Linked DNA regions of Homo sapiens: regions 1 and 3 are each linked to region 2. A link is a loop called in an ENCODE intact Hi-C map of the cell type or tissue named here. Cell type or tissue: mammary epithelial cell. All regions are shown on one strand. Each heading gives the region's core, and the rest is flanking DNA. Links, peaks and the distances in the headings are about the cores only.

Region 1 (8,817 bases), core at 332-8,331, 150 kb before region 2:
TTTCTTTTCTTCTAGAATTCCAGTTAGCTATGTATGTTGCATCTACTTAGACTAACCTCTATGTTTTCAAATTCTCTTTCTCGTTTTCTATTCTGTTGTCTTTCTATACTGGATTCTGGGTAATTTCTCTAGTGCTGTCTTCTGGTTCATTAATTCCTTCTTTAGCTGTGTCTAATCCATTGAGGTTTCTAGTTTCATTATTATTCACACTTTTTCATTTCTAGAAGTTCTATTTGGTTGTTTTTCATATCTACCTTCCAGTCTTAATAGTTTCTTGTTCTTTTATCATTTTTAAGTCTTTAAAAACATTTATTTTGACATATTAAACATACTCATTTTATATTCTATAACTGAACACTTTTTTTCTTTTTCTTTTTTTTTTTTAAATAGAGGTGGGGTCTCACCATATTGCCCATGCTAGTCTCGAACTCCTGGGCTCAAGCAATCCTCCCACCTTGGCTTCCCAAAGTGCTGGGGCTACAGGTATGAGCCACCATACCCAGTCTATAGCTCAACAGTTTCTAATATTTATAGTATTTGTGGGATGAATCTACAGATTATTGTTTCTGTTGACAGTGCTCATGGTGGCTTACGCTCATGTCTTTGGTGATTTCTAATTTTGAGGTCATATTCCTTGGAATTTTAACTCTGGGAGTTCTTTGTGGTCTGAGTTTAGAGTTCCTTCCTCTTTAAAAGAAGGACATATGTTTGCTTCTGTCTTGGGGCACTAGTGACCTGGGACAACTTGTAACTAAAATTTCAATTTAGATTTTTTAAAGTCACATAAGTACTGTGAATCCTAGCCTTAAATCTGTGTGAGTATAGACTTTTGATGAGGAGTTATCTGAAGCAGACTTCTTTTTAATTGTTCTGTTCACATCCAAGGCTAAGATAATTTATCCTTATTGCCTCTTTCTGTGGGACAAATTTTGTACTCATTGAAAGAGTTGCCCTTTCAAGACCATGGCTCTATTCAGGGGGCTCGAATCCAACCCTCTTTCTTGCTCAGACTCTACCCAAGATTTGTCTCCTGACCCTGTATGTGTGACCCTTTAAACTTCAGGCTATAGGCCATTAGGAATGATAGGTTATTAGGAATTAGCACTTATCCCACTAGATTTATACTTCCTTCTTGTTCTTGGAATCAGAAGAATTTCCTTCCTTTTCACACCAGTTTAGCCATCCCATACAAAAATATGTTCTTGAAGGCTTATCCAGATTTTTAAAGCATGAGGTACCAATAAGATTTATCTGAACATCTAGTCATCAGCCATAATGCTAAAAATGAAAATCTATTTTCTTATCATATTAATTAGGACCTCTGAAACACTTATAATAGTTGTAACAGCCATTATTTCTCATTTGTCCCTAATACCACATCTCTGATATTTCACTATTTAATATGTTCAGTTAGGTTTTATTTAGTGGTCTTTATCATATTTAAGTAGTTTCCTCTTTCTATTTTACTTGAAATGACTGTTCAAATATGTATCAAATGTTATTTGATATCTACTGATGGGTTAATTCAGTTTTGCTCCTGAAATTTACATATGCACTCAACCAATTTCAATAAGACTGATAATATACAAACAGAGAAAATTCAAGCTGTGAAAACTGTCTCCTTTCCATGGCAGTCCCAAGTTCCCTAGTCCCATTCATAGAGACAGTTTATTATGACTATTACGAGAAATATTCTATGCATACAAACATTGTATGTGTCCCTTGACACACACACACACAGTCGTTCTCTACCATGCCTTTTTCTATGTAGTAAGACATTTTAGAGAGCTTCTCTATTATTTATAAAGAATAATAATAAAAAACTTTCATCTAACTTTTGAGTTTGAGATGAGAAAATAACTCTTTCAGTTTAAGAATAGCAGCATATATCAACAATCCTAAAATCAGATTATAGGAGGAGGATCTTCAAGCAGGGCTATTCAGCAGAACTATCTGGTATGATGGCAATGTTCATTTTTTTAATTGTCCAACGTGGTAGCTACTAGCTACATTTGGCTATTGAGCACTTGATATCTAGCTGGTGTAACTGAGAAAATGAATGTTCCATTTTAATTGCTTTTAACAGCTGCATATGGCTATTGGTTGCTGAATTGAATAGCTCAGCCATAGAGGTTTTTAAAGCCACCTTCCTGACTTTACAGGAGAGTGATCGGAGTAACAGAGGTATGTTTTAGTGGTGAAACCAAGATTGGAACTGAGATCTCCTGTTTCTTCATTCCTGCTTCAATTTTAGCATAGCTGCCACTTCAGCCCAGCATTTTAGGGCATAGAAAAGTGACTCTCAAAGTAAACAAGATCAAACTCTTCAAGATGCATCTCCTCCTGGGGTTCATGGAGTCATACCTGTTCAACATCCACCACATAGAATCAGCCTGGTTTACTCTAGCTACTCTCCCTACATCTCTAGGTCCTCTTCAAGCTTTTCCCCATCCAAACTGACACTCCTCTATTTGACACTATCCTTTTCTCATGAGGAGATGCTCTGCTGGAGTTCCTTCCACTCTCTCTGAGCATCTCCCATACTGCTCCTATGTTATTTCCTAAAGCCCCATTTCTGACTGTGTTGTTTTGCTCATAAGGCACCACTAGTTGCCGCTACCAAAACAATACAGTCTAAAACTCTTAGTTCATGGTCCTCTAATGTGAGCTTCATCTTCTTCCTTTATTTTATTTATTGTTTTGAGACAGAGTCTCACTTTGTCTTCCAGGCTGGAGTGCAGTGGTACGATCTCAGCTCACTGCAACCTCTGCCTCCTGGGCTCAAGTGATCCTCCTGCCTCAGTCTCCTGAGAAGCTGGGATTACAGGCGCCCACCACCATGCCCCACTAATTTTTGTATTTTTAGTAGAAATGAGGTTTTATCATGTTGGTCAGGCTGGTCTTGAATTCCTGGCCTCAAGTGATCTGCCTGCCTCGGCCTCCTAAAGTGCTGGGATTACAGGCATGAGCCACCGCACCCAGCTTTATTTTATTTTATTTTTATTTTTATTTTTGAGACAGAGTTTCGCTCTTGTTGTGCACGCTGGAGTACAGTGATGTGATCTCGGCTCACTGCAACCTCCGCCTGCCGAGTTCAAGCGATTCTCCTGCCTCAGCCTCCCAAGTAGCTGGGATTACAGGTATGTGCCACCATGCCTGGCTAATTTTGTATTTTTAGTAGAAACAAAGTTTCTCCATGTTGGTCAGGCTGGTCTCGAACTCCCGACCTCAGGTGATCCACCCACCTCGGCCTCCCAAAGTGCTGAGATTACAGGTGTGAGCCACGGCGCCCAGCCCTTTATTTTAAATAGACTTTTCATTTTAGAATGGTTTTTAGATTTATAGAAAAGTTACAAACAGTACAGACAATTCCTATGCACTCCGAACTCAGTTTCCCCTCCTATTGTTAACAGCTCACATTACTATCGTACATATGTCACAGCTATTTATGTATGGCATTAGTACATGACTGTTAACTCTATATCTTATCTGGATTCACTAGGTTTTTTCTAATGCCCTTTTTCTGTTTCAGGAAACGGTCTAGGATACCACTTCTTTTCTTCATGTCTCCTTAGCGTCCTCTGTTCTGTGATGGTTTTTCACACTTGCATTGTTTTTACCATGACCTTGACAGTTTTGAGAAGTGATGGTCAGGACTGCTTGATTTTTCCTATATTTTTCTCATGGGTAGGCTGGGGAGGAAGACCACAGAAGTGAAGTACCCTTTCATTACACCCTCCCCCTACCCTGTCCCCACTTCCACACTCTAACCATGGGAAGCCTGTCACTAAATTCAGCCACTCAAGGATTGTGGAATTAATTGCCACCTTTTTTGAAGGGGTTATATCTACACAAAGTATTTGAAATTCTATAAGGCAGAGTTGTCTTTTTGTTCCCATTTGCTTATTTGTTCAGTTATTTATATCAGTATCAATTTAAGGGTATTTAGACTTTGGGTTATAATCCAATACTGCTATTATTAATTTTTCCCCCAAATAATTCCAGCTTTGGCCACTGGGAGCTCCCTCAGGTTGGTTTTGGACATTTTCAATGTGTGGCCCTGTATATATATTTTTTCTTAGCACTTCTTTTTGGTACTGCAAGATGCTCTAGGCTCATCTACATTCCCTGCCCCAGGTCTAAAATTAGCCATTTCTCCAAGAAGTCCTGGTTTCTCCTGTTGGAAATGGTGCTAAAAACCACGACCTGGGAGCTGGGTCTCATTTTCTTTGTTAGCCTCATATCCCAGTCACCCAACCCTGATGGTCATCTACCCACTGGCTCCTGGACTCTACAGCATTTTCCCTCCATTAGCACCAAAATTAACAGAGGCTTCCTGGAAACTCTTTTGTTGTCTTGGCTAAAGTGCCCTTTCTCCTTCCTCATATGGTTGAGAATCTTTTTCTGTAAGGCCCCATTCAAAATGCCCCCTCTGGCTGGGTGAGGTGGCTCACGCCTTTAATCCCACCACTTTGGGAGGCCAAGGTGGGTGAATCATTTGAGCCCAGTAGTTTAAGACCAGCTTGGGCAACATGGTGAAATTCCATCTCTACAAAACACACAAAAATTAGTTGGGTGTGGTGGCACACACCTGTGATCCCAGCTACCTGGGAGGCTGAGATGGGAAGATCTCCTGAGCCCAGGGAGGTCAAGGCTGCAGTGAGCTATGATTGTGCCACTGCACTCCAGCCTAGGCAATAGAGTGAGGCCCTATCTCAAAAAAAAAAAAAAAAAAAAAAGTCAACAAAAATCAAACACCAAAATACCCCCTCTTTCCTGAAACCTTTCCCAAACTCCTACTTGATCTCTTACAGACCTGTATACTACCAGGCTGTGAGTTTCCACAAGACAGCATATGACACATTTACTTTTATATTCCTGAACTCAGCAGTTAGCATATAGCACACCAAATGGTTTTTGCCTAGTGGATATTATTATCTGACTGATTAAGATCAGTGTAAAATGCACTCTTTAGGGTCTATCAGGGAAAAAGAAAACCACACACACACACACACACACACACACACACACACACACACACACCAAAACAAAACCACCCTCCTGCAGAACTTTACTGCCACAGGGAAACTTTTGGTCTCAAGCCTGAAGAATGATATCCTGTTTCAGTCACATGTTACTGTGAAAACCAGAAAGAAGAGCCCTGGAAGCTTATGACTCTCATCTCTGAAAATAGGCCTTTTCTGTTCCCAGCACATGTACATGTTCAAACATAAGGATCAGTCAAATGAAACATACCACAAGGAAATTCACATAGACATCCCAAGCCAGGAAACCTCAATAAGAAGCAGGCAGTGGGCCATGTTCAAATGAAGTGATGAATTATGTTGTATAGGCATCTTCCTGGAATCGCTTATCCCATCTCTCACTCAGTCATGCCTACTGCCTAGGTGTTGTGAATGTAAATATAACCAGGTGACCATGGACATACCTGTATAACTGAGGTATTTGGAAATGTGTCCCAACTTTGGATGATTCTGTGACTTCTTATTGATGCCATGGAGTAAGAGTATATTCTGGGAGACCTAAGGCTCTTTCTTCCATCAATCACCCTGGAAGGGGGTAATCCTGGACAAGAAATGAGGTGACTTTTTGGCTGGGGTAGGAAGGAACTTCCTCCTCATTCTGGGGTTCGGAAACCTCTGCTCTGAGGTTTGGAAAGGGCTAGGGCTGCTCCCATGAGAGGATGAAGTGTATGTCATGAAGAGGCAGGCCAGCGTTGCTGGCAGCTAATATTTTATTGGCAGCAACATCAACAGCGCAGAGAAGTGGCCAGTGTCCCCACAGCGGGGTTGCTGTCTCTGTGGTCTCTCTGGATGACAGCGATGCCCCTTCCCCCAGCTCCTTGGCCCACCTGCATTCATCTGCAGCTACAGACAGCTCCTAGCACACTGATGGCCATCTCTGGCCCCAAGGCTCTCTCCTCTGTCACCACAGGAGCACAGCCTGGAAGTTTTTATTTCCTGCACAGGTCACCCTCAACCACAGGGGGAAAGGAGCCATAGGATAAATGCCCTTGCTACCTTGCACTGGGAAGGGTGATTCTGAGATGTGTTGTTACGTGGTTTCTCAGAGGGCCCAGCTATGAGCCCTGGTTGAAACAGAGCTGCTGTTCTGATTAACATACTCGTGTTTGGCATTTCTCTCTTCCCCTCTTACGTGCCCTACTCAGTTATTTGTACGTTTTAAGGTCACCTTCTATATAAGCTTCCTCCACCCACATCCTTGTCTTGGCGTCTGCTTTTGGGAAAACCTAAACTAAGATCTGCTGCCAGGGCAAGTGGGAAGACCCAGGGAATACAGGCAGCAATGGGGCAGCTGGGTTGGGCAGCTAAGAAAGGACTAGGGAGAGGCTGTTCTGATAGAATCTACCAGAAATGCCTGGGGCCTGTGAGAAGGGTGATTTTCCTGCAAGGAAGGCAGACACTGCTGTGAGCAAGGGGCATGTGGCCACACAGAGGTGAGCCAGGCATGCTATTGCTCCCCATTGAGCTCACAATTGGAGAACACCCAGCCAGTCCTTGCCAGCCAAAGTCACATGGCATCTCAAGGACGCTCACCTGTTCAGGCTTTCACCACAGCAACGAAACATATACAACTCTCTGCCAAGAAGTCCCTGCCTAATATGGTTTGGCTGTGTCCTTGCCCAAATCTCACCTTGAATTGTAATAATCCCCATGTGTCAAGGGTGGGGCCAGGTGGACATAACTGAATCATGGGGTAGTGAATAAGTCTCACGATATCTGATGGTTTTATAAATGGGAGTTCCCCTGCACAAGCTTTTCTGCCTGCCGCCATGTAAGACATGACTTTGTTCTTCATTCGCCTTCAGCCATGATTGCAAGGCCTCACCAGCCATGTGGAACCGTGAGTCAATTAAACCTCTTTCCTTTTTTTTTTTTTTGAGATGGAGACTTGCTCTGTCACCCAGGCTGGAGTGCAATGGTATGATCTTGGCTCACTGCAACCTCTGCCTCCTGGGTTCAAGCGATTCTCCTGCCTCAGCCTCCCAAGTAGCTGGGATTGCAGGTGCCCACCACCACGCCTGGCTAATTTTTGTATTTTTAGTAGAGATGGGGGTTTCACCATGTTGGTCAGGCTGGTCTCGAACTCCTGACCTCATGATCCACCTGCCTCGGCCTCCCAAAGTGTTGGGATTACAGGCGTGAGCCACCACACCCGGCCAGCTTTCCTTTTTAAATTACCCAGCCTTGGGTATATCTTTATGAGCAGTGTGAGAACAGACTAATACACTGCCACACCTTCTCACACACTTCTGCCTCTAGGTTCTGGGTCTTTGCTCCACAATGTAATCAACATGGCTTCCTGGATTCCATGTCCTTTTTTTTTCTTTTTCTTTTTTTTTTTTTTTTGAGACAGGGTTTCGTTCTTGCTGCCCAGGCTGGAGTGCAATGGCACGATCTCGGCTTGCTGCAACCTCTGCCTCCTGGGTTCAAGTGATTCTCCTGTCTTAGCCTCGCAAGTAGCATGCACCACCATGCCCGGCTAATTTTTTGTATTTAGAAGAGATGGAGTTTCACCATGTTGGTCAGGCTGGTCTCGAACTCCTGACCTCAGATGATCCACCTGCCTGAGTCTCCCAAAGTGCTGGGATTACAGGTGTGAGCCACCACGCCTGGCCCTGTATCCTTTTCTTGATGTCAGATGTGTATGCTCCTGGGCTACGAGAGGCCCCTATGCCATTTCCATCATCTTCTAAGTGCTAGTGTTTCATAGTTACTTTACTAATCTCAAACTCAGACCCCTCCAGCTCGCTGCCCAAACAACTCAGTATTAAGGAAGCTCAACCCCCAGTACGATTAGAAGCTGGATTTCTGGGAACAGTCATGCCTAGTTAATACCACCACGTAAGGGCACTGTACCTAGGTACAGATGTTTGGTTATTTATGCTGCAGACAACAAGTTAAAAACATCCACTAATATACCCACATCTTGATATCTAAATTCCATTCTCTAATAAAATAAATCAGGGCTCGTTGGAGAAGTGATTGATTTCAGGACTGGAGTAAGAAAAATATAAGATGGTCTTGGAGTATCTTATGATGTGAGAAACAAAGGAAATGCTCAGAAAAAAAAAAAATATGGGCAGCTTGTTGAACGTGTCCAGGAGGCAACCTGAAAGAGCTCCCAATGGCCGAAGCTGGAGGCCAATGAGCAAAAAAGTGAACGATAAAGTAGTACTGGATTAAACCCAAAGTATAAAATAAATATGTCCATAGTGATATAAATAAATAGAAATGACAACTCTTCCTTTTAGAATTCCAGTTAATAAATGCAGAAGGAATACAGAGAAGAGACCATCTCTGCTAGAACACTACCATAAGAATTGCGGCAGATGCATTCTAAATGGATGCAAAAACTAGAGGGAGAAGTTTAAGGAGAAACAGGATATTTACGTGGTCTCAAAGTATCTCTCCCCACTTAAAAAAAATTAATTAAAAAGAGAAAAACAGTCACTTTATAATGAAGAAATCTGGCAGATACCACCCTGACAATGTGATTGAGGTTAACATGACCAGTGACACGAAAAATAGCCAGAGGGGAACGTAAGGTCAGAGTGCTCACTCAAAACTCTGCCTCCTTTATACTCACAGGGTCGTTAAAAAAAGAAAACAAACCAAAACATTCCCCAAAATCTCTGCTTCCAGACTGATCCCTCCCAGGAGCTCCTGATGCATTTTTTTTTTTTTTTTTTTTTTACCGCAAACTGGTTCCCTCCACCTGAGTATCCTACCCATTATGGGCTTTGAATGTGTATGCCCTGCCTCAGACCTTTGA
Region 2 (8,000 bases), core at 1-8,000:
GAAAAACTTCTTTAAAGTTCATATGGAACCAAAAAAGAGCCCGCATTGTCAAGTCAATCCCAAGCCAAAAGAACAAAGCTGGAGGCATCATGCTACCTGACTTCAAACTATACTACAAGGCTACAGTAACCAAAACAGCATGGTACTGGTACCAAAACAGATACACAGACCAATGGAACAGAACAGAGCTCTCAGAAATAATGCTGCATATCTACAACTATCTGATCTTTGACAAACTTGACAAAAACAAGAAATGGGGAAAGGATTCCCTATTTAATAAATGGTGCTGGGAAAACTAGCTAGCCATATGTAGAAAGCTGAAACTGGATCCCTTCCTTACACCTTATACAAAAATTAATTCAAGATGGATTAAAGACTTACATGTTAGACCTAAAACCATAAAAACCCTAGAAGAAAACCTAGGCAATACTATTCAGGACATAGGCATGGGCAATGACTTCATGACTAAAACACCAAAAGCAATGGCAACAAAAGCCAAAATTGACAAATGGGATCTAATTAAACTCAAGAGCTTCTGCACAGCAAAAGAAACTACCAACAGAGTGAACAGGCAACCTACAGAATGGGAGAAAATTTTTGCAACCTACTCATCTGACAAAGGGCTAATATCCAGAATCTACAATGAACTCAAACAAATTTACAAGAAAAAAACAAACAATCCCATCAAAAAGTGGGTGAAGGATATGAAGAGACACTTCTCAAAAGAAGACATTTATGCAGCCAAAAAACACATGAAAAGAGGCTCATCATCACTGGCCATCAGAGAAATGCAAATCAAAACCACAATGAGATACCATCTCACACCAGTTAGAACGGCAATCATTAAAAAATCAGGAAAAAACAGGTGCTGGAGAGGATGTGGAGAAATAGGAACACTTTTACACTGTTGGTGGGACTGTAAACTAGTTCAACCATTGTGGAAGACAGTGTGGTGATTCCTCAGGGATCTAGAACTAGAAATACCATTTGACCCAGCAATCCCATTACTGGGTATATACCCAAAGGATTATAAGTCATGCTGCTATAAAGACACATGTGCACGTATGTTTACTGCAGCACTATTCACAATAGCCAAGACTTGGAACCAACCCAAATGTCCATCAATGATAGACTGGATTAAGAAAATGTACATATACACCATGGAATACTATGCAGCCATAAAAAATGATGAGTTCATGTCCTTTGTAGGGACATGGATAAAGCTGGAAACCATCATTCTCAGCAAACTATCACAAGGACAAAAAAACCAAACACCACATGTTCTCACTCACAGGTGGGAATTGAACAATGAGAACACATGGACACAGGAAGGGGAACATCACACACCGGGGACTGTTGTGGGGGGGTGGGGGGAGGGGGGAGGGATAGCATTAGGAGATATACCTAATGCTAATTGACGAGTTAATGGGTGCAGCACACCAACATGGCACATGTATACATATGTAACTAACCTGCACGTTGCGCACATGTACCCTAAAACTTAAAGTATAATAATAATAAAATTAAAAAAAAAGAAAAGAAAATATTCTGGATAAAAAAAGGATGGTTGTGTCTGTACTGAACATACACAGACTCTTTTTCTTGTCATTATTCCCTAAACAACATGGTATAACAACTATTTACACAACATTTACACTGTATTCAGTATTATGAGTAATCTAGAGATGATTTCAAGTATGCAAGAGGACGTGCATAGGTTATACGCAGTGACTACGCCATTTTATATCAGGGACTTGAGCATCCTCAAATTTTGGTATCTTCAGGGGTTCTGGAACAAATCCTCTGTGGATAACAGAGTGTGACTGTATATTTTCCAAATGAGTGTCTTTTCATTTCCTTTATAGTATCTATTGACTAACAACTTGAGGTCAAAAAAAGATTCTTCTTAACATCTCAAGTTTCAATTTTCACATTAAAGTCCTTAATCTTTATGGAATTGATTTGTTTGTATGGTACGAAACAAGACTCAATTTCATTTTTTCCTCTATGGAAACCAATTGTCTCAGAATCACTTATTTCCTGTGATCTCTAATGCTACTGATGGCTTATATCAACTTTTCATATATATAAGAATATGTTTGGATCCTTTGATGACTTTCAGAAAAGTATTAAAATTGGCTCCATAAGATAGTACATGTTTTTTGCTAGATTTACTCCTAGGTACCTTATATTTTTGATGTTAATGTAAGTGATATCTTTATTACTTCATTTTCTAGGTGTTTCATGCTGAGATATTGAAATGCAATTAATTTTTCTAGTTTGAGCTTATATCCAGTCACTGTTATTTAGGTCCATATTATGTTTAATAGTTTACTTGTACATTTTGGGGTTTTTGTCATATAGACAATCCTAGCATCTGGAAACAACAAAATTTTTTTTCTTTCTTTCCAAACCTCTTGCCTTTCTCTGCCTTGTCTTACCACACTGGTTGGGATCTCCTGCACAAAGTTAAATAGAAGACTTAAGAGTAGGCAACATTATTTTATTACTGATTTTTAAAGAAATGCTTCTATTTAACAGTGATGTTTGCCGCATGGTTTTGGAAAATATGTTTCAATTAAGAAAGTTCTATTCTGTTCTATTGCTTTTTTTTTTTGCTAAAAGTTTTTAGCAAATGGATGTTAAATTGTGTCAAATGATTTTCCTTCTTCTATTGAAAAGACCATAAGATTTTCCTCTTTAATTTTTCAATATGGTAGTTGTAAAATCACCCTTAGATTGCCAGATTTAAAAACTAACGGGATTAAGTGTTTGTTATATTCTTTTATCTTTTTGAATCTTTGCTGTATCTGTGGTTGCATCTGCCCTTTCCATTTCTTCTTTATTTCTGTCTTCTGTCTTATTTTTAAAAAACAACTTGCAAGGGTCAGCTTTAGTCTCTCATTAATACGTTTGTTCAATATTTGGCTTGCAATGAGGCCATGGACTTCCTACAGAGTGGCCAGTGAAGCTGGAAACAGAGGTGAATATACAGCAAGCGGACTGTCGGTATTTGTTGAGTGAGCCAGTCTTCCATAGACTAGGAGTGTCCCTGTACATCTTTGCTGAGTGAGCCAAACTGCAAGGCCCTACCATCCTCTGAACCTTAGCCATTCCTCTAACTAGTCAGGTAGAGAATTCCAAGAAGGGGGTCAGGATACTACTGTGTGACTACTGCACAACTACTTGCTTCCTGGGAAAGGGGAATTGGCTCATTTACTGCTTGCTATAAAAGCTGCTGAGTCCTTTTCCTGGGGCTCCCTAGCTATGGGACAACTCACTGCACGCACAGGTGCCATCTGGGCTCATCATGTCACACCATGGGACTTGGGAACAGGGCAACTTGGGCTACCGAGCTGATGTTCCTGCTGTTTGCTATGCTGTGAATAATAAACTCTCTTGCTCTGATGTACTGACTTTTGTTGTTTACTTTTTGCACCTACATAGTTGTGGCAAACAACCCAAGTTCCTTGCATGCTTAATCATCCACTTTGAAGTCTTATTACTCCTGACCATTATCTATAAGGTTGGTGTCCTTTTCTGACAATATCCCATTATATTATGTGACAAAATAATATTATCTGTGTTTCTGTGTTCATGGCTACCTGTATTTAGAGAGACTCCTTTAGAATCACAGAAGATCTCAACCCTTCCCCTGCTCTGCTGACTTATGAATGCACAGCAACCAGCCATGTCTAATGATGGATGAAAGGGTACAACCTTTAACTCACTGCCTTCAAGTACCTTTTGAGAACAAATAGTTATGGAAGGAAACCTAAAGAATATCTATTTCCTAAAACCCATTCCCAAATTGTGGCAGAGTGTCAGAGAGGCATGCCTCAAAACCCATAGTCTGCTATCTTTGTTGAACAGCTTTTATTGCATTACTGTTTTTTGGGGGCGGTGGTGGCGGGGGTGTGGGAGTGATAACAATGAGTCCTCATTGAGATCCTTGTTTGGATCAGGCATGCAAAATTCATGTATTACAAATATTTAGAGAAACCGGCTTAAATCTCTTGTAGGGAGTATAGTTACAAATGAATGTGAATGGATGAACAAACAAATAAATACAATTTGAGAAGTCATTGACCATCCAGCTGTGTTTTATAATAATAGGGACATAAAAGAAAAGAGAAGGAATATTTTTGGATACCTATTTTATTTCAGGCCCTTTTGTGGGTGCTTTACTAACATTATTTCACTTCATCTTTTCTTCATACCACCTCTGTGAGGTTGGTATTATTCATTCAATTTTACAGATGAGAAAATTTCGCAGAAAAGTAAATAATTGTATAAGGACTACATTGGGATTCAAACTCAGGAGTGTCTGATTCTAATGCCTGTGCTCTGTCCAGGACACCTCACTGTACATTATCCAGGAATTTTTATTCCTCGGGTCCTCAGCAGCAGTGAAAACCATGGAGTGTAAGCTCAGCTACCTCCCCGGTCCTGGAGAGGCTTTCGCTAGCATTTCTCACATAATGTGTGCTCCTGCTGCCACCTGCTGGCACTTTGTGCATCCTAATTTTTCTTGGTAAACCCCTCAATCTCCGGGAAGAAGAAACCATCTGGCTCCAAAAAAGGCAAGAAGCTCCATGCAGACAACTAGCTGGTAAATCTTCCCCAAAGCTGGTAAAGCTATAAGGGAATAATTATTCTCATCGACCTCCCCTGGGGAGAAATCCTTTCTCTTTCGAAGTTACTCAGTTTTCATCAGATTCCAGGTATTGAAAGAAAGCCCAGATTGTGTTATCCAGACCATTTAAATTTGAATGGTGGTCTCTTGCTAGACTGGGGTATTCCATGCCCCTAGTATGTAACACTGATCATCATATTGACAAGCAACAAGCCAGTAGGTAACAGTGCCTCAACCAATAAGAGTCTAAGTGGCTGCAGAGCTGGGCTTGGCCTCTTTCCAGAAGGTGGTAGGGCCCCCAGGAATCAGGTTACTGCATATCCTGGTCCTTCACCTGGGCAGCTAGGACCAAGAGGGGACTCTCTTACCTCTGTCAAAGACATCACACACACAGACACACACATACAGACACACACACACACACACACACACACACACACTCTCTCTCTCTCTCTCTGTCTCTCTCTCTCTCTCTCTCTACCCCTCTCTCTGTCTCTCTCTCTCTCTGTCTGTCTCTCCCTCTCTCTCTCTCTCTGTCTCTCTCTCTCTCTCTCCACGTCCTGCAAAACATAATGATTTGTCATCTGGGGTGGATTATTAGATTTTTGTTTTCCTTTGTTTCCCTTTCCTTGACAAAATGGGGAAAAACCCTTCCCGGGGGCGGGAGAGCTTATTTCTGACTGCTGTAAAAAAAGAAAGCAGGAATTGTTGTCACGACAATGAGGAGCTCATCAAAGCCTCATTTTGCTCATCAGCCATCATTGCCCTCCATCCCGCACCCCCGCATGTTCCTCTAATTCAATGCCCGCCTAATGAATAACTCCCAGAACAAAAGCCCCTTTCAGGCTGCCTACATAATTATCAGAGGAGCCTTGCATAACTGTCGCAGACTACTCATGTTTTCAGGTCTGTCTCTAAATTTGGTTATTCACAACCTTTATAGCTCAATATTATTGCCTAACTGTGATCATTTTCTAATTATCCTAATAATACCTATTAAATAATTCCCATTAAATCACTTGAACCGGAGCAGCACAGGCCAGCTCAAATACAACTTAACCTAATAAGCGTTGGTCATTCATTAAGCAACAGGGCAATCTCTTAAAGGGACTGAATAGAATATTAAACCACCAAGGAATATTATTATTGCACAAATGTTATTACAAGTTAGAGTATATTAATTTTGGTGGCTGGTCTGCAAAACTTCCATTTGGTTGCTTTTGAGGCCACTCTCCCGTCTTGACTCTTTTAGTCTCCAGCCCCTTGTTGATCTGCATCTGTCACCCACACAAGGACAATCATGGGAAAAAGGCCCATAAACTTAACAGGGGAATTAAATTACCAAGGATATAAAGGGAATGAATGGAATCCATCTTCTGTCTGGCTTGGCACACCTCCGAAACATCACAAGCTGGCCAGATTTCTTTTGCTATAACTCAAACTAGCTCTCTCTTTTCTTTTTTTTTTTTTTTTTTTTTCATATTTGGGGATGAGGAAGATTTTCAGAAGATGCTTTACAATTTTGGTTTCTATCATTTAAATTTCAAGCAGTAAAAATTAGACAAATTCTTTAAAAGAAGATGTGTGTGGATACTTAGTAATATTTTGTAAAATGATATGAGTAGTGTTTACTAAATGCCTACAACCTAGGCAATACTCCGGTAGAGACTTTGCCTATCAACACTTCTAATTCTCAAAATGACCTGATAATATGGGGATTATTATCTTCACTTTTCAGATAAAAAATCTAGGACCAGAGAGGTTAAGTGATTTTCCCAGGACTATTCAGCCTAAGCGGAGTGGAATAGAATTTGAACACAGGGCTTATTGGCTTATTGGCGCCCACAGCTCCCCACTTCCCACCATGCCACCTCTTGGCCTGTGTTGCTGGCGGCAAACTGAAGCACGCCCTGGCTTTTCTGGTTTTTCCTCTTCTTTTCTAATGCTCTCACTGAGATCAGCAGATTGTCAAAGACAAGGACCAGAGCCTTCTGGACTGGGAATATGACCAAGCACCAAACAAGGGCAGTTCATTCTACCAAAAGTCCCACAGCAGCTGTAGAGATGGACAGTGACTCTCAGTCCAGGCAGCAAGAAACTCTTTATATTTGTAATAAGCCTATTTCTAATGAGCAAATTTGGGTCATCTTTGCAAGGAAATCCAGTGCATTGTAGTAAAAAAAACAAACAGGTATTGATTAATCATCTGCTCCATGCCAGGCACTGGCTATGGATATTACATAAATTATTTTAGCTAATCCTCACCACAAATACAAGTAACAAGTATTATTAGCACTCCCAATTTACCAACAAGAAAACTGAAGCACAGAAGAGGTAAAGTCTGACTCTAGCATTTCCCTGAAATCTAGTTGCTAAATTAACCATGCAGTTAATGAAACTGAAACCTCAGGACCCCTTACTTGGATGGGTCCTTGCAAGGTTCTGGAAGCAGCCCTCACAATTTTACATGCATGACTTTGCATGAACTCCAGGCCTCAGGAAATCTGGGTCTGCACCTGCTAGTTTCATCGCTCTCATGTAACTGGACTCTTAAAGAATTGAAATCCTAATGTTTCACTTGTTAAGTAACAAGTAACCTGTTGTTTATATTATTGCACATTATTTCAGTGCTCAGTTTTTCACCTTTTATATCTCAAATGCTGAAGGCTGAAGACATCACATTATAAAACTAAAGAGACAATACCCCCAACAAACTCTTAGGGCCCCCCAATTCATGAGCCACACCCCTACTGGAAGATTTCCGAAAATGTAGGTTTCTTTAAGCCACTCCTTACCTGAAAACCCTTCACTAGCTCATTTGTGAAGATATTTCATGTCTTTCCACATTTGACCTTTGCAGGTGCTGTTCCCTCTGCCAAAACAATCTCCTCTTTACTGGTTAACTCTTGTTCCTCCTCTGGTTCTCATCTTATAGATCACCCCTTCCCAGAAGCCTTGCTTGATGGCTTCCCTCGCCCCAAGATCAGTTAGGAACCTCTTGGTTCTGTTCACGTTGTACCCTAATGCTTGTTCCTATGACAGCATTTGTCATACTGTATTGTGGATTACCTCTTTACCTATGTGTGCCTCTCAATGGACTATAAACTTCTCAAGGTAGAAACTGCATCATACTCATTGTTACAGACCCAGTGTTTTAATGTCTAATGCATAGTAGGTCTTCACCAGATGAGTTCTGTTTGAATCCAAGAAGCTGAAGCTATTACTGGAAAAGTTACCACTTATTGCTTTACCTTGGGCCAGGCAATGTGTTAACTTAAGCATCAAATATAATTTCTTCTTTAATCCTTATATCAGTTCTATAAAGGAGAAAACCACCATTATCCCCATTTTAGATGAGAAAATG
Region 3 (8,817 bases), core at 456-8,455, 560 kb before region 2:
TGCTGGAAATGGGAACCACGGCCCTGACATCTACAGGTCAAGAAGGTGAATGGGGGTAAAATCTACCACATACCAATGGGGACCATGAAGGTACAGCTGAAAAGCAAGGTGCTGAGTGTAAAGCACGAAAGCCTTGGAGCCAGACACAAACCTGAAACCTCAAGACTTCTCATATGTGCAATGGGGATATAATACCTGTAATATTTGCAACATATGTGAATATTAAAGGAGCTAATGCTCAGAAGGTGCTTGGCATAGGACCTGCCATATAAGAAATGTTTGATAGGGGCCAGGATTGGTGGCTCACACCTGTAATCCCAGCACTTGGGAGGCTGAGGAGGGTGGATCACTTGAGGTCAGGAGTTCGAGACCAGCCTGGCCAACACGGAGAAACCCCATCTCTACTAAAAATACAAAAATTAGCCGGGTGTGGTGGCACACACCTGTAATCCCAGCTACTCGGGAGGCTGAGGCAGGAGAATTGCTTGAACCCAGGAGACGGAGGCTGCAGTGAGCCAAGATCACACCACTGCACTCCAGCCTGAGCATCAGAGAGATACTCCGTCTCAAAAAAAAAAAAAAGTGTTCATGTTCAATAAATTATAGCTAAGATGACCATTGTTATAGTTTATTATCATGTGACATTCACTAGATCCTGAGGTAGAAGCAAAATAACTTTCCTGCTTTTGCTATCCCTCCTGCCTAGTAAAGAAAAAAGAAACACAAGCCAAGAGCTGGGAGCAAGCAGTGAAGCCAAGTGACTGTTCAAATCCCTGATAATGGCCCACTCATAACCAGCTGCTCAGAGTGTGGGCCTCTCACCTGTGCCTGAAGGAAGGAAGGAAGAGACCTTGTGTCCACTGGGCGCTGTGAGCAATGTGTTGTTTATAGATGTGATCTCAGGTAATCTTTGCCTCATGACGCTGCTGGAGGTGGATTTAATTTAAATCATTTTACAGATGAGGAAATAGAAGCTTAGAGATGAACTGACTTGCCTGAGGTCACACATCCAGGAATAGTCCTGGAGTTAATAAAACTTGGATCTGTCAACACCACAGCCCTTGCGTTTGCTGCAAACATTAATCACACTGTCCCCCAAAAGAAAATGTCTAAGCCTTTCTAACACCGTTAAACCAACGTTTTTTGAAAGTTGATTTGGGAAAGGAACAACAGCAAAAAAACTAAACAGCGTTTTAAAACTTCTATGAAGTTAAATTAGAATTAGTGACAAACATGATTCACAAATGCATCAGATAGAGTCCACAAAGGTTTCTATTTTGAGGAATTTACCTCTGTGTTCAAGGCTGAAATGAATAGAGAAGGGGCAGGCTGTCTTTGCCAAAGGAAACTGGGCACTGTCTCTACAAGGCTGGTGACTTGAAACCAAACTCTGACCATTGGCATCTGAGTGGCTTCACTGCTGCCAAGAGGTGGTGACTCTGTTTCTAAGAATACAAAGTACTACAGAAGGTGCCCTGGAGACCACAGCATTGAAACAAACAGACCACCCTCTCCCCTTCATTCAACCTGGGTAGGTCAGGAATCCCTCTGTCCCCAAATCCAGAAGGCTGAAAGGAAGAAATCTGTATGTTGGGTTCAAGTTTTAATGAAATGAATTCTAAAAACCCTTTGGTGAAGGCTCTATTTCCAGTCTTGCCAGTTCTCCTTATAAGGGAAGTGGGCCAAGGTGGATTATTTATTTGCTTCTCTCCTTCCCAAATAAATCTCGTTTCTTCTCCAGCAGTGGTAGTTTCCCCAAAAGTGAAGGTGGCACATAAAACAAAAAAAGGGCAATTCTATTCTATGGGGCACAAAACAAATACTCATAAGAGAAAACTGGCATTTGGGAAAGAAAACTGGCATTTGGGATCAAGATATGAGCAGAAAAAGGGCGAATGTCAATGACTCACATATGCAAGGCCCAAGACTCGATTTCCTCAATATCCAAAACGGAGGCTAATTTTGACTTCTCCAAAAGAGTCCCCTAGGCACTCAGTAGAGGCACAACTGATTATCAACATCTCAAGGTCAACGATGGAAAAGGTACTCACTCTGCCTGTTTTACAGATTTTAATAGAATGAACCAGCACACCTATCATCCATCATACATGCCAGGCACTGTGCTAGACACCAGGAATCCATGAGCTAACAACAAAGTGCTCATCTTCATAGAACCTACAGAGTGACTGTACAGAGCAAGCTTATTACCTCGATACTTAGAATTCTATCTTTCCCAAATAAATATATGTTCTCATAAATTCCTACAGAGAAGATGGGGATAATAAAGACAGTCAACACCACTTCTACATATCACATGAACTAAATTAGCATTTACCTGCTCTTTTTATAAGAATGACCTTATTCTCCAGCATTAAACATATTGTTCATTAGCAAGGAGAAAATATGTGGAAATCACCTAGAAAACATGAATAAAGTTTCACAAGTCCAAGGCAAAAACCATAATGAACATCAAATTATCCATTACACATGAAAGTAGAATACTCTTTCAGATATTTAAGGTATCAGAAAACTGACCTTCCTTGCAACTTGTTCCCAGGGAGCTATAGGAGGGTATGTTCCTACAAAAGGATGGAATACGTTTTAAAAAGAGATGGGGCCTAACATAGAAGAAAGGTAAAGAAACCAGCCAGGTCAGCAACCAGTCCAGAGTGGATCCGTGGAGCTGAGGACTCCTGGAAGGATGTCACCAAGAGAGCGGACCTGATTTATATCTCACCATCTGGAGAAGAGTATGAGTTCTCCTCGAAACTTTGAGGGTGAATTGGTGTAGCTATGTAAAACTGAACAATTTTTTAAGAAGACAACCATACACCCCAGAAAAAAACGTTTTACAATTAAGGAAATGGTTCCAATATATAACATTAACCACGCTGTGTGCAAAATTTATATGGGTTTGTAAAATTAACTGAATGCTAATTTTTTTTAATGTGATATAAGCACATAGGGTGACTGAAAGGAAGACGGAGGGGGGCATATACTAAATTTAGAGAAAAGCACATAGGGGGACTGAAAGGAAGACGGAGGGGGGCATATACTAAATTTAGAGAACTAAATCGTAGTCTTCTATGTTAAGAAGTCAACAGATGATGCCTAAAATTAATAGAATGAGATATACAATATAAGCATGTTATTTAGAAATGTGGAGGTAAATATATTAATACAAAGAAATGGCTGAAAAGGCTGCAAGCAATGGTCCCCAAAAAGTAGAACTGGAAGGTGAGGAGCCATGAAGGAGCAGAATACTGCTTTTCCTATGGGCCACGTGCTTCAATCTGGCTTATACAATTATTTTATTAAATAAACCACCAATCAAAAACTATCTTGAAAGATTATGGAGTTTTTCTGAGGAAGGGAAAGAACCATAAAAGGAAGCAAAAAACATTACTTCAGGATGTTTACTCTGTGTTAGCCACAAGTTCCTTGGGCTTTAAAGGAGCTCGGGTCAGACTGCAAAGCTTTCCTACAGCTCAAACGCTCAGGACAGCTGGACAGGAGCTGGGACGCTTGTCTGCAGGTAGGGTTCACCAAAAAGATGTTGCACCAGTAAAACCCTACCTGGATCAAGGATGCCACGCAGTACCTGATGCCATCTTAATATGTGGATTTCTATTTTGACTTGGAGAAATGTCCATTTTCTCTTTGTTTTGCTATAATCCCTCCAGTTATTCTTCATAGCAGTTGCAAATAATAATAAAGGTGAATGCAACCCTCGAAAGTCAACCATTCACTTGCAAAGGGCTTCTGAGATACCCGGGGGGGGTTAATAAAGGACTTTCGTCTTCCTTCAAAGCTGCTCTATGGGTCACTTTGTTTCCTGGTCCCTGCTGTTCTTTGCTGCTTAGGGAGCCTGCAGTGAGGAGTGATGAACACCTGGACTGTGGTGTCAGATGGGATCTGGGTTTGAATCTGAGCAGTAGCACCACTTCCTAACTGAGTCATCCAGGGCAAGTGATTATAGCCCTCTCTCTCTGCTGCAGTTTCCACAGCCATAGTGGAAATATGTATACTTAGTAGAACTATAATGCAGGAATAATAATAGTACCTACTGTACTGGAGTGTCAAGAATATTAAATGAGATAATGCAAGGAAAACACATAACACTGTACATAGCACGTAATTTGCTGTTGTTATTACTTTCCGGAAGAATCATGATGTTTCTTTACTTTGGACGAAATAATGTGAAATCAATACGGTCCCTCTGATAACAAAAACCTGGACATACTAAAACTTAAAGCATAAATGAAGACAGGGAAAGTTTCAGACTCATTAAGGCGATTCTGTTCTGATGTTACCATCGGTGCTAGGGTAGTGGCAGTGTGGGGAAGCCTTGTGGGGTCTGGCGTCCGCATTTCCCTCAGGCACACAGTACCCTCTCCAGATACCTGCTTCCTACCTTCCTCTAAGGCATGCAAAGTCTGTTCCCAAAAGTGGAGTGGGGACAGCCTAGGAGGTTGTCCATCACTGTAGATGAAACAAACCACAACAGTACAACTTCCAACAGTGGTCACTGGGGCTTTTTTCTCTTTTTTTTAAAAGGACTGACAATACATTCTAGATGTATTGAATCTAGATGTATTGAACTGATGAAGGCAGTTCAATCTTTGTGGAAAAGGAAGAAAAAGCCCTACAAATCTGCTAGTCCTCAGCATCTGCGAGGTGCCCTCAGACACACCGGGTCCTGCACTGCACCGTCCAACCTGAAGATGGCAGTCTTTTCCTAAATTTGTTCCAAAAATTCTAAGTATTTGAAGAACGTAGTGAAACCTTGAAAAATGACTGCTGTCAAATAATACCAAGAAAAAAATTATAATCCACTTAGGAATTTAAAGAAATCAAGACAAATAACTCATGTCAAGGTATGCTAATGTACAAGCTGGAACAGAACAAGGACAAATCACCTACATTTACTTCTTGTCACGGTCCTGCCTGGAATGTCTGTCCACCTACCCCCCAGGGCAGGCTGGGCAGCCTGCGGTGGCCCCTGGGGGGACAGGGAATGGCTGCGGAGCCAAGCCAAGACAGGTTCCCGCACATTCAGCCCAGGAGCTTGCCTGTGCTCACGGTTCCTGCCCAGGAGAAAGTGAATCTGAAGTGGGTTCTCTCCTCAGCTCACTGTCCAGGGCACCAGCCCTGTTCTGGCCACTTGGCCCTGATATGCCACTTCATCCCATGCCCCTCGTTCTTCCCAGAGAGAAACATCATTGGAAACAAGGAGCAAGTGAATGCCTCCTTCCGGGATCTCACACCGAGATGCATCCTTCCCACCTCCCACTCCCAGCACCATCTCTACAGAGGGGCTGCTGCTTCCTCAGACAGGAGTGTGTCTTCCCCACAGAAGTGCAGCTGAAAGGCCCACCGACTGAGTGAGCAACCAGGAAGGTGCGTGGGGTGCGGACCTGCCAAAGAAAGCAGAGGGGGCCTGACTGGGGCCTCTGTGAAATGTCTATAGAACCCGGATTTCCAGACGCTTTCAGTGGCCTCCTTCCCAAAGGGTAATGAAGAAACAGGGGAAGTGGCCAGAGCATCTTAGAAACACAGTACAATGTCTGCTGCCACAAGAGAGTGTGCCCTGGGCCGGGAGGGGCTCGCAGGTGGCTCGGCAAGGGCTCAGGACTGTGAGGGGCATGGGGGTGCTCCACACTGAGCCATCATCTCCTTCCCCGGGAGACACTCCATCTCCTACGTCCTGCTGGAAGACCAGGCTTGGAAAAACATGAGAAAAACCTGAGAGACATTCAAGGACTAAGCAGAGCCAACCGTTAGATCAGCTGCAGCCTTCCTCCCCAAACCTGGAAGGCCAAATGTACTTTCCGACCACTTATTCCGAAGCATGAGATGGGAACATTAATGACACCTGGGTTAGAATATCTAGGCTCTGCTATTTTTGAGCTGAGTGGCTTGAGGCAAGTTGCTTAACCTTTCTGGGCCCTGGCTTCCTCATCTGAGCAGTGATGAACCCTAGCCTGTCTACAAGGTCAAATGAAACAGTCAATGTGAAAATTCCGCCCAGGCCACACAGAGCTGCACAGATGCTGGTGACCTGGCTTACTGGCATGAGATCACTTCCAAGCCCTGAATTACAGGAGAGAAGGAGCCTCTTTTCTGAAGGACCAGGAACCAGATTTGTTCAAACAGCCATTCTCCACCCCAAGATGGAGCAACTGCCTCAGCAGCCACTATAAAACTAGGAAGCTCCTCCAGAGACACCGGTGCCCTTCTCTGTCCTGCCCAGGATAAAGGCAAGAACCCTCCTGGCAATCGGGAATTAAAACCTTACTGCTGCTGCTTCTTTTTTATTTTTGTTTATTTATTTTTTTGAGACAGAGTCTCCTCTGTTGCCCAGGCTGGAGAGCAATGGCGCGATCTCAGCTCACTGCAACCTCTGCTTCCCAGGTTCAAGCAAATCTCCTGCCTCAGCCTCCCGAGTAGCTGGGATTACAGGCACCCACCATCATGCCCAGCTAATTTTTGTATTTTTGTAGAAGCGGGGGATTCACCATGTTGGCCAGGCTGGTCTTGAATGCCTGACCTCAGGTGACCCACACGCCTTGCTTGGCCTCCCAAAGTGCTGGGTTTACAGGCATGAACCACTGCGCCCGGCTGAAACCTTGCTTTTTATCTTGTGTCTCCAACCTAATCCCCCATGCACAGCCATCCCCCTCTTCTTTCTTCCACAGGCCTCATTAATGTCATATTTCCTTAGAGCTGTCCTGGTCACATTTTCCAAACCAAGAAAGGATCTGTGTTCTGACAACGGAATTTTAGTTGATCTGTAAATTTAGGCCATTGAAAGAAGTATAAAAATGTGAAATTAAATCATCCTTGGGCCCACGTTTGACCAACTGCCTTTACGAGAAAGAATCATGTTATCTGCAGGATATATTTACAGACCTTCCATGCGGGCTCAACCACAGGCCTGCCAGTCCCCCAGAGGGGAGACCTTGGGCTCCCTCTGACTATGAAGACTGCTAACTCCCACATCCACGTCCAGGAGGTCCAGCCCCTTGGAATAAAGATAAGGGCCAGAACACCAGGCAGCAAAACTCCCTTCCTTCTGGCTGAGGGGCTGCCATCACCAAGCCCAGGTGACCCTTCAGGAACTCTCTCCTGTCCTGGAGCCCAAATCAAATGTCCATCTGTGAATGGAGAACAATCCCTGCCCTTCCCATTTTCCCAGATAGTGGGGTAAGTGTCATTTTCTCATACACTGTGAAATTCAGACAAAGTTCAAATAGTCAACCCTGCCATCTATTAGCCAGGTCCCAGATGAAGTTACTTAAACTCTCTGAGCTTTCCTGTCTCTAATAGGTATTTCAACAAGCTTATTTTGAGAATGAAAGGCAAAAGCATTATCATCAAGTCAGTTCTTAGCAATCCTGCTTCCTCCTCTGTTCCAGGACTCTTCAAATCTTATCAGCATCCTTGGTCTCCAACACCCAGTCATTACCATTTATCCTCCTCTTCTCACAGCTCATTAATCCACAAGGCTTTTTAATTTTATCTCCATAACATCTCTCCCCTCTGCCATTTCCTCAGCCATGGCCCCTGCCCTGGTTTGGTCCTCATCAGCCACCAGCTGGCCAACAGTATAGTTTCCTCCAGCCCCTGCTCTCACCTGATGCAGCCATCGTGTTCCTGAAGCACAAATTAGATCACATCCTCTCTTTAAAAAGCAGGGTGGGGTGGGAGAATACATATTCATATTAGATTGTATATGCACTAAAATCACTACAAAGCCTCATAAGAGAATAGTAGCAGTGGCTACCTACTTAAGGGTAGGATAGGAATGAGAAGGAAGGGACATCTCCCTTCCATTCTCTTATGCTTGGAGATTTTTTGACCACATTAATTTACTACCTTTATGAAAAGTTTAATTGATTTTAAAAACTAATTGAGGCCGTGCATGGTGGTTCACATCTGTAATCCCAGCACTTTGGGAGGCTGAGGCAGGCAAATCATTTGAGGTCAGGAGTTTGAGACCAGCCTGGCCAACATGACAAAACCTTGTCTCTACTAAAAATACAAAAATTAGCCAGGCATGATGGTACATGCCTGTAATCCCAGCTATGTGGGAGGCTGAGGCAGGGGAATTGCTTGAACCCAGGAGGTGGAGGTTGCAGTGAGCCAAGGTTGTGCCACTGTACTCCAGCCTGGGCGACGAAGCAAAACTCCATCTCAAAAGTAATTGAAAAATATTCTGACTCCTGTTAGAATTTCAGTAGAGTCCAAAGCACTTAGTGAGCACATTCTCGCAAGCTTGATCCCTGTCCAGAGCTCTGGCTCAATTTCCTTTCACATTACTGTAAGACATTCAGGTTCAGAAGCATTTGTGGAGTGCTCAGTATGTTCAGGGATATTACTAAATGTAATCATCACAGTAAGCATGGCAGCGATCCTGTTATGTCCACTTAAGACAGACTGGAAACTGAGGCTGAGCTGCGGTAATCTGCCCCAAATCTCAAACAGCTGCTAAGAATTCTAGTATCAGTCACCTCTTTGCTGCCACTAGAGCATGATGAAAGATAGGCTCTAAAGCAGCGGTCCCCTTTTTGGCACCAGAGACTGATTTTGTGGAAGACAATTTTCCATGGGTTGGAATAGGAACTCAGAGGAAACCCAGAGTAACCATCTACCCAATGTGGAAGGCCCTCAGAGGTCTGGCCTTGCTTGGGGAGCTCCTACTTTGCAGGCAGCTGTTTTTAACTTTTGAACTTTGTCTTTATTTCTTCAAAAGTACAGTGACATGGTTAAGAATACAGAGTGGTGGTAAACTTTGGCACAGTCACCGTTTTTGGA

What was found. Hi-C counts contacts between places; a loop is a spot of excess contacts. Peaks named below come from ENCODE experiments on the same cell type or tissue, not always from the same donor. Only the 100,000 strongest peaks of a DNase experiment are listed, where the experiment ranks them.
Region 1: a loop joins it to region 2, with 5 times the contacts of the local background. A loop is called at or near these places in 24 of 110 quality-filtered maps.
Region 3: a loop joins it to region 2, with 9 times the contacts of the local background. A loop is called at or near these places in 102 of 110 quality-filtered maps.

What each region holds. Positions count from the first base shown.
Region 1 is chr11:12,480,731-12,489,547 of GRCh38, reverse strand. The region is part of intron 4 of PARVA (parvin alpha); the gene reads right to left. Among named protein-coding and RNA genes, the nearest start is that of PARVA, 110 kb to the right of the region's middle. In mammary epithelial cell, for the core only: a CTCF peak has its summit at 4,026; no DNase peak of the experiment used is centred there.
Region 2 is chr11:12,327,977-12,335,976 of GRCh38, reverse strand. It overlaps a transcript of MICAL2 not described here. Among named protein-coding and RNA genes, the nearest start is that of PARVA, 46 kb to the left of the region's middle. RefSeq lists an enhancer at 5,006-5,507. In mammary epithelial cell, for the core only: a CTCF peak has its summit at 4,500 (motif pointing left); DNase peaks (open chromatin) are centred at 4,496 and 5,316.
Region 3 is chr11:12,890,164-12,898,980 of GRCh38, reverse strand. All of the region lies in intron 9 of TEAD1 (TEA domain transcription factor 1), which reads right to left. Among named protein-coding and RNA genes, the nearest start is that of TEAD1-AS1, 28 kb to the left of the region's middle. In mammary epithelial cell, for the core only: a CTCF peak has its summit at 4,711 (motif pointing right); no DNase peak of the experiment used is centred there.